Linked DNA regions of Homo sapiens: region 2 is linked to region 1. A link is a loop called in an ENCODE intact Hi-C map of the cell type or tissue named here. Cell type or tissue: ovary. All regions are shown on one strand. Links, peaks and the distances in the headings refer to the core of each region. The heading gives the core; the rest is flanking DNA.

Region 1 (11,039 bases), core at 1,146-9,145:
ACGGATTTCTAGATAGTGAGAAAACAAAAGAGCTGGCATCTCTCGATGTGGGACAACTATAAAAAATAACATTTCTTAAAATTTCTGTGTTTCCACAGCCCATTTTATTTGTGATTTCCAATCTACTGTCATAAAGTTATTGTCCTTAAAGCAAAAAATGGTCTTAAACTTTGAGTCATAATATAGATTGGCCACTGGAGAAACTGCATCTAATCCAATGCAGGTTGAGAAATGACATCCCCAAAGGATACTTGAGGTTTTGTTTGCTACAACCAAAAGGGAAGAAGGAAGGAAGGAAGGAAGGAAGGAAGGAAGGAAGGAAGGAAGGAAGGAAGGAGGGAAAGAAAGAAAGAAAGAAAGAAAGAAAGAAAGAAAGAAAGAAAGAAAGAAAGAAAGAAAGAAAGAAAGAAAGAAAGGAGGGAAGGGGAGGGGATGGGAGGGGAGGGAAGGGAAGGGAAGAAGGGAGGAAGGGAGGGAGGGAAATGAAGAACAGCTTCAAGAGCAAAAGCAAAAAGAAAACTTTGCCCTAGGTCTGAACAGAGCAAGCTGTGAACATCTTGGTAACTCATGAAGTAAGCAGATGTGACATTATACTTCTGTCAAGAAAATTTTGGCTAACAAGAAGTGCTTTTAGCTGCCCAAGGTCACACACCTAGCAAATGGTGGAGTTAGAATTCAAACATAATTGTGATTCACTCTGGTCTGTAATCACAGTATTCCCTCACAATGGCCAACACATGAGAATTTTAAACCAATAATGAGAAATGGAACCATAAGAAATAGAGAACAATAGAAATATGTAGCAAAACCAAAGTTACTTAACATACATTAGCACAATCAATTTAATTAGAAAAGGAAAATATTATAGCATAAATATTATTCTAATGAAGAAATTTGCATAGGAATGAAATTTTGATGAAGCTCCTTAATTTAACATGAGAGAAAATGATATGAATGAAATAAATAGGCAAATACTCTTGTGTAGCAGGTTGGGAAGAGCTAAGTTCTGTTGCCTGTGAGATAGATCTGTATTATAGGCCATTTTTGTTATATCCAAGCTTTACTGGACATATTCACTGTAGTTTGGGGAATATGAAAGAACACTGGACTCAGGTTCTGACCTCTAACTTGTTATAAGATCTATAACAAATTATTTCAAGAAATGTGTTGACCTGAGGTATCTCACTTATAAAAATGAGGGCGGTAGCTAGATAAGTTAGTATCACATATTGTTTTGTTACCGAATTCCTTTTTTCAAGTGAATTCTTAGGTTGATTTCAAATAAGTAATGCTAATGAAATTTCAGCAGAATAAATATGAAAAACTAAAAACTTCCTTCTCCTCTGAGCTCTTAGATTTATATTTTAGAGCATGTACAGCCTTAAAACATGGGAAAATGATACTGAACTGAAATATATTTTAGCATTTTTCATACTGTATTCCTAATGTCATAACTCTTGAAAGTGATGTTTAAAAAAGAATTCTCTGGTTAATAATATCATTAAATAATGAATACCGCATCTCCCTTTTTGAGCGTTACAATACATACATCAAGTTAAGAAATCAATCAAGTTCTGTAGAAAAGAAATCTGTTAAATTTGTTTATTTTCATGTATCGTAAATGACCTTGAGTCACTTTTTTTCACATAAAGTGAATGTACCAAGAAGAATCATGGTTTTTAATATGAATTACAAGCTTATGAACTCCAAGGACCCTAGTTTAAACATCTCAGCCTTCTTTCAGGTTCTCAAATGGTACTTACTGTAGTAATAGCAACTCAATGAATATTACTTCCATAAAGTTGAATTCCATAAGCACAGATTTAACTGAGAATAAACCATGGAATATCTAAAGTACCTTTTCAAAAAAGATAAAGTGATTATACAAAGCATATATAAAGCTTGTCAAGGAAAATAAATCTGAGATAATGTAAATATACATCCAAAATAGGAAAAAAAACCTAGAAAATTTTTAATCTTCCTTTTACTCATTGACTTCAAACTACCTAAAATTTCCTTTTATTGATCCATTTTCTCTCCACTTGTCAGCTTGTCCATTAGTCAATGACAGAAGAGAAAAAAAAAAGATGAGAAAGAGGAAATGTTAGAATCTTAGAAGCTGTTCCATCTCTATCCAGCTCGTCTGCCAGTCCTGGTCATTCACATAGGCAGTCCTCACTAGCCCTTACCCGGGCTTCCATAAAAAGAGCTTCTCTTCATTGAGAGCTAGTGCCTTTGGTACAGCTCCTCTAATAAGATAAAGAGTGTGGTCTGAGACTGATTTTCCACTGAAATGTGGATTGATGTTCTTTAAGTCCCTTTCGCACTAAGTCCCTTTTGCACTAAGATTATCTTCATCGTCTATATGCACCTCTAAGTAGAAACAAAAGAGTAATGTCAAATAGGAAAGAATAATATTCACTCATCTCTACAAATGGCCAATAAAAGCCAAAATACATAGATAGATATGATTGTGTTTGTTTTAGGAATGGAGAATAAAGGAAAATAGTTAACACTGTATTTTTGTATAATGAACAAACACTTTACTTCTAAGCCATAGATAATGGTTGTGAATAAAAGAAGTGAGTAATGGAAGGAAGGAAGGAAGGGAGACAGGGAAGGAAAGATAAAGAAAGGAAGAAAGAAAGAAAAGCAAAGAAAATAAATTAAGGACAGTAGGAACACCAAAAAGTAAGATTTTTATCACTATCTCCTCAGTGCTCAAATCCCTAAATTGGCCATAGGACCTACAATAATTCATTTAGGAAGATTTTCCATTCCTCTTTCCAAAGGATAGGAGGGTTGAGGAGGATACTTCTGTTATTCCATCACAGTAAAAGAAGATGAATTACTGCCACCCAAAATTGAAAATGCATGATTGATTTTTCATAGAAACTTCTTAGTATGCAGTGTTAGGTTTGTAGCATTATTGACACAGCATGCTACTTTGTATGCAATGTAATTAGTGAGCTGACCTTGGGATGGAAACTCAAGCTGCAACACGATGCTTGTCCTTTTGGAATACAGGCTGATCATGAAATGGAGATTATCTGCACTTATTTTCAGGAAAGAAAGGGACTGTAGTGAGGTTTCTCTAATCCAGAATAGTTTAAACATAGAAAATGTTTCAGAGGAAGGCAATCAAAATGATGAATGAGCGAGAGTATTTTATTTATGTGAAAATATAAATGAGGCATAAATTATACAAAAGAAACTTGCTGAGATAAAAAACAACTTTGGAAAATTGTGTGATGGTCCACAGAATGTAGAAAGCACAAACATCAAGGCTAGAGAAATAATTTACTAGGTTTCAAGGGTTACTAGTACAAATAATGAGAATAATTAAAAAGTAAAACAAGAGCTGCCTCCTCTATTTAAAAAGTAGCTGAAAAACTACACTAACTTGAATGTGGTCTAGGATCCAAAGCAGAAGTCTTAGGAGTAGAGTCTAACATTATATAATACTCATGTTAAAGGAGGCAAAACTGCCTACCTAGGGACCAATAACAATTCATCTACATTTCCTAGATACGTTTTTTTGACTCATCAGCATCATATTCTTTTATGAATAATAAGTTCAACTAATTTGTTATCAATTCTTTCCACTATTGGAAAAGTCTGTTGGATATATTAATGTTGGAATGACAAGCAGCTTGTGCTCTTCTCTGGGCATCTAAAAATATCGCCAGATGCATTGTGAGCAATTTAAAAGCCATAATTAGCTTACTTCCAATGATAAATGAATAACAGCTCCACGTACCCTTAAGAGTCTCCAATGTTGTTCATTAGAAATATGTGAAGAGCCACATACGTAATTTTAAATTTCTTGGTAGCTACATTTTAAAAAGTAAAACAAACAGGTAAGATTTATTTTAATAATACATTTAATTTAACCCAATATATGGAAAATATTATAGTTACAATTTGTGGCACTAGCCATATTTTAAGTCCCCAATAGGTACATGTAGCCAATTACTTTATTGTACAGCAAAGAAACTAAGAGAACAGTAGAGGCATAATTCTGGGGAGAAAAAAAAGCATAGGTCAGTGAAAAGGCATTTTTTTTTTAACTTAAGGTAGTGCACGTAATGATTGGATTGTGCTCTCTGTAAGTGACTTCACTGAGAAGGGAAAGGACTCGGCACTGTGTATGAGCTGAGGTGAGAACATCATCAAAATAAGAATGAACCTCTTTTTGTGATGAGGAAATAGAGCAATTTGGTAATAAAATGATTTTCTTTATATCCCCTCTCAGAATCAATAAAAATATATCAAAACATAATTTTAAAAATCTTCATAGTTGGCAACTGCAATGATATTAAAATGTTGTCACAAGAAAAACATGTTGTGATGAAAGTTATACATAAAATGATCAAGAAAAACACTTAAATTTAGCACTTAAAAACATTTTGAGGACAGTTAAAGATGCCCAGATTCAGAGTACCACTTACAGATCATCATCCAGAAATATGCCAACAATATGTTCCTTTGTTCACCAAAAATATCCTTAGTATTTACTATATACACGGAGCTTTTCTAGCCCGGGGTACAATAGAAACAAAAATAGGTAAAATCCATGCTCGATAAGAGCAAATATTCTAAGGTACCTACGTAAATTCATTTGTCTACCAAAGCTTTGTTAAATGGCTTCTAAAGAACTTTCTTCATTCTTTACCAACTAATATGATCTAGAGTTTGGTATTATAAGGAAACATATTCAATCTGATTGCCAAACTCAAGAAGTCTGGAATCTGTTTTATCTATCTCTGCATCTGCCTCAGTACATATCAGACTGCCTTATACATTATTTAATGATGGTATTGAGTTGAATCAAACTGAATTAAATCAAATTGAATTTAATTGAATAAAATAGAAGCCACTGCATTGTTAAAAGTACCAATTCATAAACTAGAAATACCACCATTAAAAATGAATACCAAAACCAGATAAAGACTATTCTAGGGAAAGAAAAGTACAAACCAATATCTTTCATTAGCAGAGATGCAAAAATAATCAAGAGACTATTAGCAAATTAAATCCAATGATATATAAAATGAATCACACACCATGACTAAGTAAGATTTATCACAGGTATATAAAATGGGCACTACGTGTCATAATCAATTAATGTAAACAATCATATAAACAGGCTACAGAAGAAAATAAATATGATTACATCAGTTGATTCAGAGAAAAGATTGATGCATCCTGGCATCCAAAATCAATTCATGGTAAAAACTCTCAGCAAACTAGGAAGATAGGGGAACTTTCTCAACGTGATAAAGAACATCTATAAAGAACCTACAGCTAACATCATACTCAATGATGAGAAACCAGATGCATTTCCACTTGGAACAGCTTCTCTTTAACATTGTGCTAGAAGTCCTAGCTAACACAAAAAGAAAAAAAGTAAAAGTAAAATGTATACAGACAGTGAAACAAGAAATAAAATTGTCTCTGTTTAGAGATTACATAATTATCTATGTATTAAACTCCAAAGAATCAACAAAAATCCCCAGGAGCAAGCAAATGAATATAGTAAGAATGCAGGATACAAGGTTAATATACAAAGTCATTTGCTTTTCTACATACCAACAATGAACAATAGGAATTTTAAATGAAAAATATGATACCATTTACATTGGCACCAAAGCCAATAAATCACTCAGGCATAAATCTAATAAAATATATACAGGATCTATACAAGAAAAACTACAAACCTTTCATCAAAAACACCAAGGAATATCTGAAAAAATAGAGATATTCCATACTCATGTATACTTAATCACTAGATTAAGGCAATCCCAATCAAAATTTCAAGTTACCTTGCAGATATCAACAAACTAATTCCAAAGTTTATATGAAAAAGATGAAAGACCCAGAATACCCAACACTATGTTGAAGGAGAACAAATTAGCAAACAAACTCTATCTGACATCAAGACTAAGCATAAGCTACTGTAATCCAGACAGTATAATATTGGCAGTAGACACGTAGATTAGAATAAAGAACCCAAAAAACATAGCTAACTGATCTTTGACAAAGGAACAAAATCAGTTACATGAAGAAAAAGATAGTCTTTTCAACAAATGGTCCTGGAACAACTGGACATCCATATGAAAACAAAATCTAGATATGAAACTTAACTGCTTTCACAAAAATTACCTTAAAATAGATTGCAAACTAAATGTAAAATGCAAAACTATAAAATTTTCGAAGATAATATAAGAGAAAATCATGACAATCTTTGATGATGAGTTTCTATATACAATATCAAATGCATAAATTACAGAAAAAATTCAAAGTTGACTTTGTTAAAATTGAAAACTGCTCTGTGAAAGACATTATTAATAGAATAAAATTACAAGCCACATACTGTGAGAAAATTATCACAAAACACATATCTGATAGAGGGCTTGTATTCAAAATATAAAAAGAACTCTTAAAACTCAACAATAAGAACTCAAACAATTCAATAAAAAGTGGTCAAATAACCTGAATATATTGACAAATGGGATGGGATTAAAGAGCTTCTGCACAGCAAAAGAAACTATCATCAGAGCAAACAGGCAACCTAGAGAGTGAGAGAAAAGTTTTGCAATCTACCCATCTGACAAAGGTCTAATATCCAGAATTTACAAGGAACTTAAACAAATTTACAAGAAAAAAAAAACCCTATTGAAAAGTGAGCAAAGGATATGAACAGACACTTTTCAAAAGAAGGCATTTACGTGGCCAAAACACATATGAAAAAAAAGCTCAACGTCACTGTCATTAGAGAAATGCAAATCAAAATCCACAATGAGATACCATCTCATGCCAGTCAGAGTGGCAATTATTAAAAAGTCAAGAAACAATAGATGCTGGAGAGGCTGTGGAGAAATAAGGACACTTTTACACTGTTGGTGGGAATGTAAATTAGTTCAACCATCGTGGAAGATAGCATGGTGATTCCTCAAGAATCTAGAACCAGAAATACCATTTGACCCGCAGTCCCATTACTGGGTATATACCCAAAGGAATATAAATCATTCTACTATAAAGACACATGCACATGTATGTTTATTGCAGCACTATTTACAATAGTAAAGACATGGAACCGACCCAAATGCCCATCAATGATAGAGTGGATAAAGAAAATGTGGTACATATATACCATGGAATACTATGCAGCCAAAAAAGGAATGAGATCATGTCCTTTGCAGGGACATGGATGAAGCTGGAAGCCATCATCCTAAGCAAACTAACACAGGAACAGAAAACCAAACATCGCATATTCTCACTCATAGGTGGAAATTAAACAATGAGAACACATGGTGGGAAAAAACACACACCAGGGCCTATTGGGGGGTTGGGAGCAAGGGGAGAAAACACAGATTATGGGTCAATAGGTGCAGCAAACCACCATGGCACATGTATATCTATACAACAAACCTGCACATTCTGCACATGCATCCTGGAACTTAAAGTAAAATAAAATAAAATAAAAACAATAAGAACTCAAACAATCCAATAAAAAATGGTCAAATGGCCTGAACATACACCTCATCAAAAAAGACATACAAATGGCAAATAACCATATGAAAAGATGTGCAACATCATTTTTCATTAAATAATTGCAAATTAAACAAAGAGATACCACTATACACCTATTAGAGTGACTAAAATCCAAAAATTTGACAATAACAAATACTGGCAATGAAGCACAGCAAAAGAAACTCTCATTCATTTCTGGTGGGAATGCAAGATGGTACAGCCACTTTGGAAGACAGTTTGGCACATTCTTACAAAGCTAAACATAGTCTTACCATATGATCAGGCTCCTAGTTATTTACCCAATTCACTTGAAAACTTATGTGCACAAAAATACCTGTACTCAAATGTTTATAACAGCTTTACTTATAACTACCCAAAGTGGAACCAACCAAGATGTTTTTCAATAAGTGAATGGATAAGCAAACTAGGACATCCAAATAGTGGAACAGGATTCAGTGATAAAAGGAAATGATCTCTCAAGCCACAAAAAGGTAGGTCATGCTTAAATGCAAGCTACATTTAAATGCATGTGAATGCATATTGCAAGTAACAGAAGCTAGCCTGAAAATGCTACATGTTGTGTGATTTCAATTATATCATATTCTGGCAAGGGCAAACTATAGAGACAAAAAATATCACTGGTTGCCAGAGGTTAGGGCATGAAGGCAAGAGAGGGAGGAATGAATAGGTGAAGCACAGTGCTCAAAACATACACACATACACGCACACACACACAAACTCACAATGATTAGGGTATGTCAAAGTGCCACAGGAGCCAACTGAAAGAGCTCCCAATGCCCAAAGATGGGGCAATTGGAGCAACAAAATAAAATAGTATTGGATAAAATAAATATCCACAAGTCCTTATGGATATAAATAATTAAATAAACTAATAAATGGGAGAGAAGAAACAAATCTATCCAGAAGAATTCCAAATAACTTATTTAGACCTTTCACCCTAAAATAGGGGAAGCATAACTCCCAGATCCTTAAGTCTTGGAAGCACATAGTAACTTTCTTCCAAAGAATACAGTATGGAAGAAAGGGGTAAGAAAAACAGTGAAGAAACCTGACAAACACTACATCAGCCATCAAAATCAACATCAATACTCATAAATGCTGTAAATCGTACATACCCTGGATGTAATGTGATTAAAAATTATACTTTGCCTTTGTGATCTTTCTCCACAAAAACCATAACTCTAGTCCAATAGTGAGAAAAACATGAAATTCTAATAGAAAGGCACCCCAACAATGTATCTGACCAGCACTTCCCAAAACTATCAAGGTCATCAAAAAAAGGGAAAGCATGATAAATCATCACAGCCAAAAGGGGACTAAGGACTCAGGACCCTAGAGTAGAAAATAAACATTAGGTAAAAACTAAAAAAAAAATCAGAATAAATTATGGACGTCAGTTAATAATATATCAATATTGGTTCATTAATTTTAACAAACTGTGCTAATGTACGATGTTAGCAATAAGGAAAACTGTGTGTGAGATTGAAGCATAGAGGGAGGATATATGCAAATTCTCCCTACTATCTGCTCCATCTTTCTGTAAATTTAAAACTTTTATAAAAAATAAAATCAATTAGCCAGGCTCAGTGGCTCATGCCTGTAATCCCAGAGCTTTGGGAGGCATAGGCAGGTTGATCACCTGAGGTCAGGAGTTCGAGACCAACCTGATGAACATGGCAAAACCACATCTCTACTAAAAATACAAAAAATTAGCCGGGTGTGGTGGCTCATACCTGTAAACCCAGCTACCTGGGAGGCTGAGGCAGGAGAATCACTTGAATCCGAGAGGTAGAAGTTGCAGTGAGCTGAGATCACGCCATTGCACTCCAGCCTGGGCCACAAGAGTGAAATTCTGTCTCAAAAAATAATAAATAAATAAATAAAATAAAGTCAATTAATAAAATCAATATTCTGACAAGCCCATGATATAGTTTAATATAAGTAAGATCAATTTTTGGACTCCATATAACTGAGAGCCATTCTAGGGATCTTAATGATGTCCACAAAAATGCAGTGCCAAGACGATCCAGCCTAAAAGAACTTGCCATCCTTACTCATTTATTATAAAATCTACAATACTACAGTTTTCTGTGATACCAGTGCTTGTCAGAATATGAAGTACTTACATCTCCATCTTAGTCCTGCAACCTAATCTAGTAATTACCCTAATTCTTTCTTGTCATTCATTCACAGCTAATCTTGAAAGATTTCTCTCTCACAATGGCATTTTCCATTCATTCTTCAATCCATAATAATCTGGGTTCTGCCCCAATTCACTCCCAAGGTCAATAATGGCCTACCTATTGCCAAAATCAATGGTCACTCACCCATTATCTTATTTTACTTTTCAGAAGTGTTAGACACATTATTTATTCCTTCCTTTTTTAACACGTGCTTCTTTTGTATTCATCACATCTTGGGGGGTGTGTGTGTGTTTGTGTGTGTGTGTGTGTGTGTAACTAAGAGGGGGAAGAGAGAGAGAGAGAGAGAGATTCCTGTTCTGTCTTTAAACATTATTGTCCATAAAGTGCAGTTTAGCAAGTTTTTTACTCTGTTAGTCTCTCCATGTGACCACCTTAATTCCTATCACTTTAGTAACTACTATATGTTAATGTATCCCAAATTTTTATCTCCCATCCAGAGCTCTTTCATGAGAGTGAGAAGATGTCTTCCTACTTACAATGGCATTTTCACTTGACAGCCCTACTCACATATCAAAATCAACATGTCCCAGAATATCCTATCATCCCTGTCATTCAAAACTGCTTATACACTTATATTCTATATGTTAGTATATGGTATGCCTATTGTTTACTCAAGACAATAGCATAGTTGTTAAAATCAGTTCATCCTTACTTCAAATATAAAATCATCCCTTAATTATTTTCAATTGTCTGTTAATTTTTAAAAATCCATCAATTTCTATCTGTCCTATAATTTTCATTCTCATTTAAGCCATCATCGCTTGCCTAGTTTCCCACAACAGCCTCACACCAGTCTCCACACCTCCTTGCTTCTTCCTTCAAATCTGTTCTTCAGTCTCTCTCATCATTCCCCAATTCAAAGCACTGTATTAACTCCTCTTCGTTATTTGTTTGAGGTTTAAATGATATCATTTTGCATATAGGGCTTTTCATAATTAGGATCCTGGATAACCCTCCAGTCTACTTTTCTCCTTCCTTCCCTCCTTCTACTTCACATTATGCTAAACTGCTTTTAGTTCCTCCAATGTCTATGCTGCTGCATATTTCTCTACCCAACTCTCATTGTCAATCTAACTTCAGAGTTTTGCCTAAATAGACCTTCCTTCAGGATGCCTTCTCTAAATTCACAAATCTCAAGTAGTTGCCTCTCTATATATTACCACACCCTCTCCTTCTCTCTCTCTTTCTCTCTCTCTCTCTCCCCCCCACCATCTCTCTCTCTCTCTCATTTCTAAATTTCCTGACTGCTTACCCATACTGCTAATTAAACTCCAAGCA
Region 2 (11,039 bases), core at 1,604-9,603, 60 kb before region 1:
AACGTTTCAAATAAACTACTTTATGATGTATCTTAAAGAACTAGGAAAGCAAGAGTAAACTGAACCTAAAATTAGAAAAGAAAAAAATAATAAAGATCGGAGCAGAAACAAATGAAATTGAAAAAAAGAAAACAATATAAAAGACCAACAAAGCAAAATTTTTTTAAAAAACTAAAAAAAATTGACAAACCTTTAGCCACACTAAGAAAAAAAAAGAGAAGATCTAAATTTTAAAAATCGGAGATGAAAAAGGAAACATTATAAATTATACCACAGAAATTAAAAGGCTAATAATGAATGGCTGCTATGGCAGCTATATGGCAATAAACTGGAAAACCTAGAAGAAATGGATAAATTCCTAGACACACATGACCTACCAAGATTGAACCATGAAGAAATCCCAAATTTGAACAGACCAAAAACAAGTAATGAGACAGAATCCATAGTAAAAATACTCCCAGCATAAAAAGCTCAGCACCCAGTGGCTTTGTTGTTGAATTTTACCAAACATTTAAATAACTTATACTGCTGGGCGCGGTGGCTCACGCCTGTAATCCCAGTACTTTGGGAGGCTGAGGCGGGTGGATCATGAGGTCAGGAGATGGAGACCATCCTGGCTAACGTGGTGAAATCCCATCTCTACTAAATGTACAAAAAATTAGCCGGGTATGGTGGCAGGCACTTGTAGTCCCAGCTACTTGGGAGGTTGAGGCAGGAGAATGGTGTGAACCCGGGAGACGGAGCTTGCAGTGAGCCGAGATCGCGCCACTGCACTCCAGCCTGGGCCACAGAGCGAGACTCCGTCTCAAAAAAATAAAAATAAAAATAAAAATAAATAAATAAATAAATAAATAACTTATACCAATCTTACTCAAACTATTTAAAAAAATAGAGGAAGGAACACTTCCAAACTTATTCTACTAGGTCAGTGTTACCCTGATACCAAAACCAGACAAAGACACATCAAAAAAACAAACAAAAACCTATAGGCCAATATCACTGATGAAAATTGATGCAAAAATCCTCAACAAGTAAACTAAATTCAGTAATACATTCAAAAGATCATTCATCTTTTAAGGAGACCAAGTAGGATTTATGCCAGGGATGCAAGGATGGTTCAAAATATGTAAATCACTCAATGTGAGACATTATATCAAAAGAATAAAGGACAAAAACCATAGAATCATTCCAATTGATGCTGAAAAAGCATTTGATAAAATTCAACATACCTTCATGATAAAAATCCTTAAAAAATCTGGGGGTAGAAGGAACACAATAAAAGCCATATATAACAGGCCCATAGGTACAATAATACTGGATGGGAAAAACATGAAAACATTTTCTTTAAGATCTGGACCACGACAAGGATGACCACTTTCACCACTGTTATTCAACATAGTACTGGAAGTCCCAGCTAGAGCAATCAGACAGGAGAAAGAAAGAAAGGGCATGCAACTTGGAAAGGAATGAGTACAATCACCTTTGTCTGCAGATGATATAATTTAATAATTGGAAAAGCCTAAAGACTGCACCAAAAAATGATTAGAACTAAGATATTCTGCAAAGTTGCAGGATACAAAATCAACATACAAAAATAGGTAGCACTTTTATATGTCAAAGGTAAGCAATCTGAAAAATAAATCAAGAAAGTAATCCCATTAACAATAGCTACAGATAAAATTAAATATCTAGGAATTAAGTTAATCAAAAAAGGAAAAGGTCTCTATCATGAAAATGAAAATACTAATGAAAAAAATCGAAGTGGACACAAAAGTGGAAAGATATTTCATCTTCATAGATTGGAAGAATAAATATTGTTAAATTGTCTATATTACCTAAAGCAATCTATAGGTTCAATGCAATTCCCAACAAAACACTAGTAACATTCTTCACAGAAATAGAAAAAAAATCAAAAAATTTATATGGAACCACAAAATACCCAGAATAACCAAAACTATCCTGTACAAAAGGAACAAAACTGGATGAAACACACTGCCTGACTTCACATTATACTACAATACTACAGTAACCAAAGCAAAATGGTACTGACATAAAAACAGACACATAGACAATGGAAACAGAATAGACAACACAGAAACAAATTCATACATCTACAGTAAACTCATTTTTCACAAAGTTGCCAAGAATATACAATGGGGAAAAAATAGCCTCTTCAATAAATGCTGCTGGGATAAATGATTATCTATAATGAGAAGAATCAAATTAGACCTCTATCTCTTGCCACATACAAAAATCAAGTGAAAATGGATTATTAAAGACTTGCCAAAACCTCAAACTATAAAACTACTAAAATAAAACTTTGGGAAAACTCTTCAGAACATTGCACAGGGCAAAAATTACCGTGCTGCGAGTAGTACCCCGCAAGCACAGGCCTCCGAACCAAAAATGGACAAATGAGATGACATCAAGCTAAAAAGCTTCCACAGCAAAGGAAACAATCAACAAAGAGAAGTGTCAACCCACAAAATGGGAAATATATTTGCAAACTATCCATCTGACAAAGGTTAATAACCAGAATACATAAGGAGCTCAAACAGCTCTATAGGAAAAAAATCTAATAATCCAATTAAAATATGGGCAAAGGATTTGAATAGACATTTCTTAAAAGAAGACACACAAAGGGCAAACAGGTATATCAAAAGGTGCTCAACATCATTGGCCATCAGAGTAATGCACATCAAAACTACAATGTGGTATTGTCTCATCCCAGTTAAAATGGCTTTTATCCAATAGTCAAGCAATAACAAATTCTGGCAAGAATGTGGAGACAAGGGAACCCTCATACACTGTTAGTGGGAATGTAAATTATTACAACCACTATAAAGAACAATTTGGAGGTTGCTCAAAAACTAAAAATACAACTATCATATGATCCAGCAGTCCCACTGTTAAGTACACCCAAAAGAAAAGAAATCAGTATATTAGAGAGATATCTGCACACCTATGTTTATTGCAGCACTATTCACAATAGCCAAGATTTGGTAGCAACCTAAGTGTCCATCAACAGATGCATGGATAAAAAAAATGTGGTAAATATAAACAATGCAGTACTATTCAGCCATAAAAACGAATGACATCCAGTCATTTGCAACAACATCGATGGAACTGGAGAGATCATTACATTAAGTGAAATAAGCCAGACACAGAAAGACAACTTCCCATGTTCTCATTTATTTGTGGGAGTTAAAAATTAAAATAATTGAACTCATGGAGACAGAGAGTAGAAGGATGATTACCAGAGGCTGGGAAGGGTAGTTGAAGGATAGGGGGTAATGACAGATAGTCAATGGGTACAAAAATATAGGATAAAAAAAGATCTAGTATTTAACAATAATTTATTGTAAATTTAAAAATAATTAAATATAACTAGATGGTTTGTAACAGAAAGAATAAATGCTTTAGGTGATAGATACCCTATTTACCCTGATGTGACTGTTATGCATTGTATGCTTATTTCAAAGTATCCCATGTACCCCATAAATATATGCACCTACTATGGACCCACAAAACTTAAATATAAAGTAAAAAAATTAATTAATGAGTGAATTGTATGGCATCTAAATTACGTCTCAATAAAGCTGTTACAAAAATCGGAAAAAAACAATAAATTTGAATAAGCAGAAATACCAAGAATGAGGAAGCACAGTGAAAAGGCTACCGTTTGCGAGCAAAAAGGCTGCCATCTCCAAGCCAAGGAGAGTTGCCCCAGAAGAAACTAAACCTGCCAACACCTTGATTTGGACATCTAGCCTCAAGAACTGTGGGAAAATAAATCTATCCTTTTTAAGCCATCCAGTCTGTGGTATTTCATTACAGGAGCCTTAGCAAACTAATATACCCAGTTTTTCTGCTTTGTTTTGTTTTTTACCCTTTAATTGTAATTCACAACGTGGATTTTTTTCTAATGTGCCCTTCAGTATTTTACTACCTGCCCCTGCGAGATTTCCTGTCTTTCAAAATCAAGTCTAGCAAAGCTGACCTAGAGCAGGGTAAGTATCTCCATGCTGAAAGACTGAGCTTTCCTACAACCTCACAATTAAGAATGCTTTCATGCTACTTAAAATTAAAGATGGCTGCTAAAACAAGAACTTGCAGGTAGCCATTTAGCAACGTTTAAAAGGTAGGCTGGAGTTCATTCAATTTTGTCTTTAGTGCAAGGCCCAAGTGTTTGGCACCTTCCTCATCAGCTTCCAAAGGAAATGTTAGGCTTTGCTGATTGCTGATTTATTTTATGTTATTTATTTATTTATTTTTGAGATGAGTCTCGCTCTGTCGCCTAGGCTGGAGTGCAGTGGTATAATCTTGGCTCACTGCAACCTCCACTTCCTGGGTTCAAGTTATTCTTGTGCCTCAGTCCCCCGAGTAGCTGGGATTACAGGGGTATGCCACCATGCCCAGCTAATTTTTGTATTTTTAGTAGAGACGGGGTTTCAGCATGTTGGCCAGGGTGGTCTCAAACTCCTGACCTCAGATGATCCATCCGCCTCAGCCTCCCAAAGTGCTGGGATTACAGGCGTGAGCCACAGCACCCAACCTGGTTGCTGATTTATTGATGACCATTTTAGGTTTCACAAATACTGCTCTTATCATTGCACAAGATTATGAACAAATATCTTGTTTTCTCTAGTCAATTCTCATGTTTAACGTTGGCTTGATGTCTTCATCTCCAAATAATCATATTTTTCCCTCTTAATTATAGAGCAAATGAACAATGAGATGGTATGACTCAATTAGATTGCTGCATTACTGAATGCAGAAAAACTCTCATGTTCTCCTATCACCTTCGTACCCACTCCACTCCAACATTCATTCACAGTTTATTTGTCCGTAGGTAAATACCAAGAAAGCTAGATTAATTAGAGCTCTTCCCTAGGTAGTTTTTGCAAACTAGACCAAGGAAAGAAAATATGTCTTGGTTGAAGGAGTTCGAGTTATGACCCTTAACAACTATGAGCAGCCACGTGCCACCAATTTGGAATAATTACTTTTACAGTGAGAGGGAATAAAGTGGATATGGGAAATAATAGCATCCAGCTCACAGGGTTGTAAGACTTAAATGGGATTATGTATGTAAAGTACTTACCACCATTCAATAGATGCTGGCAAAAACAATTAAAACTAAGAAGGGTCTCAGATTTTAGCCTGCTTGTAAGCCAACAAGCAGCCTGCCACTGTTTCATGAATGCTGGCAGAAGACATAAGACTCCTCAGCTAGAAAAAAAGGGTGTTATTACTTTTGGCACAGTGGGCAGCAAGAGCTTCAATGTAAACACTGGCCTCTAAGTCTCATGGTCATGACAGAGGCAGGCACAGGTGGATGCTGTAAGCACAATGAGTGTGTGTCACAGCTGAGAAATCCAATCTTAGGAATCTCCAATTGTTTATAACGGGCTGCCTGAAAACCTGCTCAACCTTTGCCCTGGAGGAAGGCATTATCTTTATTATACTTGACAACAAACAAACCTGTCATCTGTTCTAGGGGCAAGACCCTGTCTCTGTCTTACAAGGCTATTTGCTATACATACATCCTTGAAAAGACAGTCTGGACAAAACTGTGAATGCCTCTGGTTAAAAGAAGTGCAGGTATGAGAGACCCATGGAGAATTCTCTTTGAACAATAATTAATAGATATTTAGAATTGAGAGCACTGAGATATTTATTGAGCATTAGTAAATAAAGAAACATGGATTTAGAAGCTAAATTGCTGGTAATATTATGTAATCTTTGATTTAATAGATGAGAAGCCTTGTCCTGGGTAAGGAAATTAATTTAGCTTTAGCATAGAGAATATGAGTTATCTATAGCACATACAATGAAAATATTCAATGAGAAACTGGAAATTGATTCAGATGATAGAAAAATATTAAAATCTGGTTATACCAACATTGCAATCATACTTACAAAAAGGTCAACTAGTACTTTCTTTTCCTCATTATGATGACTTTCAAGCTCAGGGGTCAACAAATCAGCCCATAGGTTAAATTCTGTTCACTACCTGTTTTTGTATAAAGTTGCATTGAAACACAGCCACACTCCATCCTGATATTTTTGTTTAAATCTTAGATTCAAAGGATACATGTATAGGTTTGTTACATGGATATGTTGCATAATGCTGAGGTTTGGGCTTCAGTTGAACTCATCACCCAATTAGTGAACACAGTACCCAATAGATAGTTTATCAACCATTGCCCCCTCCCTCCCTTTCCCCTTAGGCATCCCTAGTGTCTCTCTGTTTCCATCCTTATGGGCACTTAGGTAGATGCCATGTCTTTTCTATTGTGAATGGCACAACACACCCTTTCATTTATATATTGTCTGTGGCTGCATTCATACTACAATGGTAAAGTTTGATAGTAGCAACAGAAATGACTCACAAAGCCAAAAATATTTACTATCTAATTCTTTACAGAAAAAGCTGGCTGCCCTCTGTTCTAAACTCTTAAATTTGTGGATCAGCTCATGGAATCAACTTAAGTGTCCATAACGGATGGATTGGATAAAGAAAATGTGGTACATATGCACCATGGAATACTACACAGACATTAAAAAAAATCACGTCCTTGTCAGCAACATGGATGCAGCTGGAGGTCATTATCCTAAGTGAATCAACACAGAAACAGAACATCAAACACTGCATTTTCTCGTAAGTGGAAGCTGAACTGTGGGTACACAGGAACATAAAGATGAAAATAATAGACACTGGGGGCTCTAAAAGTGGGGAGAGAAAGAGGAGGACAAGGGTTGAAAAACTACCTATTGAGTATCTATGTTCACTCTTTGGGTGATGGGTTCACCAGAATCCCAAATGCCAGCATTATGCAATACACCCATGCAATAAACCTGCACATGTACCCCTGAATTTGTAATAAAAATTTGAACATCATCAGTCCTTCTTTCCAAAGTTTTATATTATAAAACCATATCTACTTTTTCTCTGAGGCTACTTTGCATTTACCTAGTTGTATTTTCCCCAAGTAATTATAATCCAGAGAAAGAATGAGTTAAATGCTATATCAGTGGTATACATTGCAATGATAGAACCAAGAAAGAAAAAAAAATTAAAAAATAGAAACTCACATGGGAAAATTTTGGAATGTCCTCCCAGAAGATGTGGTTTAAGGAGGGCCTTTAAGGACGGTTAAAACACTGACACACAAAACTTCATCACTGGTGAGGAAATTACACAAGTAAAGAAAGGAAAGGAGTTTGTGGCAAACAAGGATACATAGATCAGGGAACCAACCAAGGTTAGGTCAAAGCAATAGGATACAAACACACTATTTTTCATATTGTTTTGTGATTCAAGTTCTGTAACTGCTTAAAAGTCTGGGACATGTGTGCATTATGCAGAATGAGAAGGAAAAGTTAGAGTCAGCAAAAAGAAGGCCAAGATAACCTGCTGTGACAAGCAAAGCAAATGAGAAGCTTGTTGGACAAAAATAGATTCTATAATCCAATGCCTTTTCCTGATTGTTGACAGAGGCAGAGTAGATGTGCATAATATGGAGCATTTGTCAAGGTGATGTCAAAAGATGATGCTTCCCACCTGGGAACTTAGTTTAGGATTATGACTTACAAAGCGCAAGTAAAGTCATGAATGCAGAGATCATTGCAAAAAAAAAAAAAAAATCTGTCATTAAAAGTCTTTATATAATCTAATTATATAAATTTGGAATACATATTGAAAAGCTATCTTAAAAAGAGGTTGTTTTGAAGTTTTATATCATGTTTGTAAAAATAATTTGAGGTAAAAAGTGTCTTCTAGTTGCATCAGGCTATGACAAGTCATGATTTCATTAACTCTGTAGTTTACCATAACAGTCTAGTTGTATGGTTGTTAAGGGCATTGAAAATTATGTATTAATATTTAATTCCCTTTTTAAATATTTGTGTGGTTCTCTTATACCACTTCCATATGTGGTGGCTATGAATTTCAGTCCATAAACATGAGGGCTCAGGAAATAGCACTTTATTTGCTGTAACAAGTTTTATATGTATGTATGTAACAAGCTCAGTTTTATTTCTGAGCTGAAGTTGATTTTTCCTCAGTCACTTATTTTTTCTTCCATCCCCAAGACCATTCCATGGTTTCAGTATCTTCAGTTAATGTCAAGGTATTGTGGGAGGGGGCACTGTCTGGACATCAATCATTTTTCTTCACAGACAACTCTTATTCTTTACATGGCTGCTTCAGTTCTGTCAATTCCCTTTAGCTTCCATGCCTTGACTGAGGCCCAGCAACTCTTCTCTTTTTTTGAGATCCTGCAAGAAAAGATGACCCTCTGTTGCCCTGGCTGGAGTGCAGTGGTGTGAACACAACTCACTGGAGCCTCAATCTCCTGGGCTCAAGCTATTCTCCTGCCTCAGGTTCCTGAGTAGCTGGGACCACAGGTACATGCCACCATGCACAACCAATTTTTAAAATGTTTTGTAGAGACAGGGTCTCACTATGTTCCCTAGGCTGGTCTCAAACTCCTGGGCTCAAGTGATACTCCCACCTCAGCCTGCCAAAGTGCTGGGATTATAGGTGTGAGCCACCATGCCCAGGCTCCAGTAACTTTTTTAACGGCTGTCTTCGATTCTTCTTACTAGAATCACCATGCAGCCAGTTCTCTTTACGATTTGTTTATCTTACTCCCTCCACAGAGGCACTTACTAGGAAAGAGAAGATCATCTCTACTCAGGATTTACCATCCACTTTACCTCCTTGCTAAGGTAATTTCTTTTATGAGTCTCTTTGTTAGTCAATTTGTGTTACTATAAAGAAACACCCAAGACTGGGCAATTCATAAAGAAAAGAGGTTTGTTTTAGCTCACGCTTCTGAAGGCTGTTAGGAAGCATGGTGCTGGCATCTGTTTCCAGTGAGTCCTCAGGAAGCTTACAATCATGGTGGAAGGGGAAGTGGGAGCAGGCACATCACATGGCAAGAGAGAGAGCGTGTAGGTGCCAGGCTATTTTAAATGACTAACTCTCACGTGAATATCTGTGAACTGACAATGAGAACTCACTCATTACCAGGGGAAGAGCCCCAAGCCACTAATGAAGGCTATGCCTTCACGATCCATACATCTCCACCAGGCCTCACCTCCAACACTGGGGATCACATTTCAACATGAGATTTGGAGAAAACACACATCGAAACCATATTAGTAGGTAAGAAAAATGCCCCTTCAAAATGCTCTAGCTAGCTCCTTCTCAATCCCTTTCCTGTGGAAAGTCAACTGCTCAGTAGTATGAGTCAGTGACTTTGGAGCTAGGAAGGAACTTGGTCACCATAACCAGCATGTTTTACAAGACTGACACCAACAAACCTCTTCAAATTTTCGAATTAGTTGAAGACAAGAAGATTTAGCAAATAAGTGAGTGAATTCAGAATAATAGAAATTGGGTGTCTACTGTTGAATAAAGAAGGTAAAAATACTTAAGGGAGAATGGCTGGAGTAAATTTGAGGTATCAGTGTGAACTTAATGATTTTCAATATAAATATAGATACATAGATATATGTGTATGTGAGTTTGTATATGCACACACATAATTTTCTAGCTATCCTGTAAGGAGTCCTGAAAGCAATGGCACACTGGCAGTAATTAGCACAAACCAAGTCCCCAGATTTTGGGTTCTATATTCATTCTCCAATAAAAGAAACCTGATTCTTTGAGAAATGGCTGATTTCAGGGCATGGGTTAGAAAACAAATGAGATAAATCTAGAGCATTCTATCATGGCAAAATGTAAGAAAGCTTATTCAAAGATTAATGGGGACATTTTAAAAGAACAAAAAAAGTTGAGTTGAAGGGAACCCACTGATTAAACCTGCAAAAATTTTAGCATCAAAATAATGATAATAACATATTGTAACCTCTTGAATAAAGTAGGAATAGAAAATAAGCTCCTGCCTTATAGTAGAATGCCAACTAACAAATATAGAAGGGAGGATGGAATTAGAAAAGCACCGCTTGGCAATAATCTTAGAAATCATTGATTCAGAAAAGGATTATCAATGGATGCTAAAATTAGTAGATGAGTATTTGATGAGGAACAGGCTATTTACATAGTCTGAAAGTATGTTTCCACAAAATACTTTTATTTACTTGTTATTTAATAAGTTTGAGATACTTATTAATTAACATTAAAATGAAGAAAATCTGACAGATTATTTTAAACAAATGGTAAATGATATCATCAATAGTCCAAATATTTATGCCTTCTATTAGGATGGACTAAGAACAGTGCATTATTTTTGTGGTATTCCTGCCAAAAACATGCATAACTGAAAATAAATTATAAGAAAACACCACAGAAAATCTGTATCTTTTTTAAAAGTCAAGGCCATGATACATGAAGAAAGATTTCAAAAGTCTAAGAGGTATGGCCTTTAAATGCAATGTGTGCTCCTGAATTGGTTCATTGACCAAAAAAGAAATGAAGAAAAGGGGAAACAATTTATTTTACTCTATAATGGGCACTATAAGGAAAACTGGGAAAATCTGAAGTTCTGGGAATTAGACAACAGTATTGCATTAACGTTAATTTTCTTATTTTGTTGGGTGTATTAGGGTTATAAAGAAGAATTCCTTTGCTTTTAGGAAACAGAAAATTTCAGGAATTTGGGCCGTCATGTCTGCAACTTGTAAACAGCTCAAAACAGAAAAAGAGAGAGAAGAAAAATGTACAATGTTAAAAATTGTGGAATCTGGACAAAGTTTGTAGAGTTCTTTGCACTGTTCTTACAACTATTCTGAAAGTTCAAAATTAAAATTTAACCCAAAAATACTATTGATATATCTTAAAATTCAAACTCTATTTTACTTCCTCACTGTTTGTAATTCTGTTAAGGCCATAAGGGTTTGTAAAATAAATGCCAGAAAAGCTTGCAGACAACTTTTACTTTCTACTCTTCCACATATCTCTTTTAAACAAATTTTTGTCAAAATTTTGTGAGTACATAGTAGGTATATGTATTTATGGGTACATGAGATGTTTTGATACAGGCATGCAATGTGAAATAAGCACATCA

The links. A loop is a pair of places that touch in the nucleus more often than their neighbours do. Peaks named below come from ENCODE experiments on the same cell type or tissue, not always from the same donor. Only the 100,000 strongest peaks of a DNase experiment are listed, where the experiment ranks them.
Region 2: it touches region 1 in a loop (4-fold over the local background); 2 of 110 quality-filtered maps call a loop at or near these places.

Annotation. Positions count from the first base shown.
Region 1 is chr21:17,010,402-17,021,440 of GRCh38, forward strand. LOC105372740 (a long non-coding RNA gene) reads right to left here and starts at 5,027. Exons shown (of 2, transcript XR_001755096.1): 1 at 3,761-5,027. In ovary, for the core only: no CTCF peak of the experiment used is centred there; no DNase peak of the experiment used is centred there.
Region 2 is chr21:16,949,629-16,960,667 of GRCh38, forward strand. No RefSeq gene overlaps it. Among named protein-coding and RNA genes, the nearest start is that of MIR125B2, 360 kb to the left of the region's middle. In ovary, for the core only: no CTCF peak of the experiment used is centred there; no DNase peak of the experiment used is centred there; H3K27ac peaks cover 261 bases.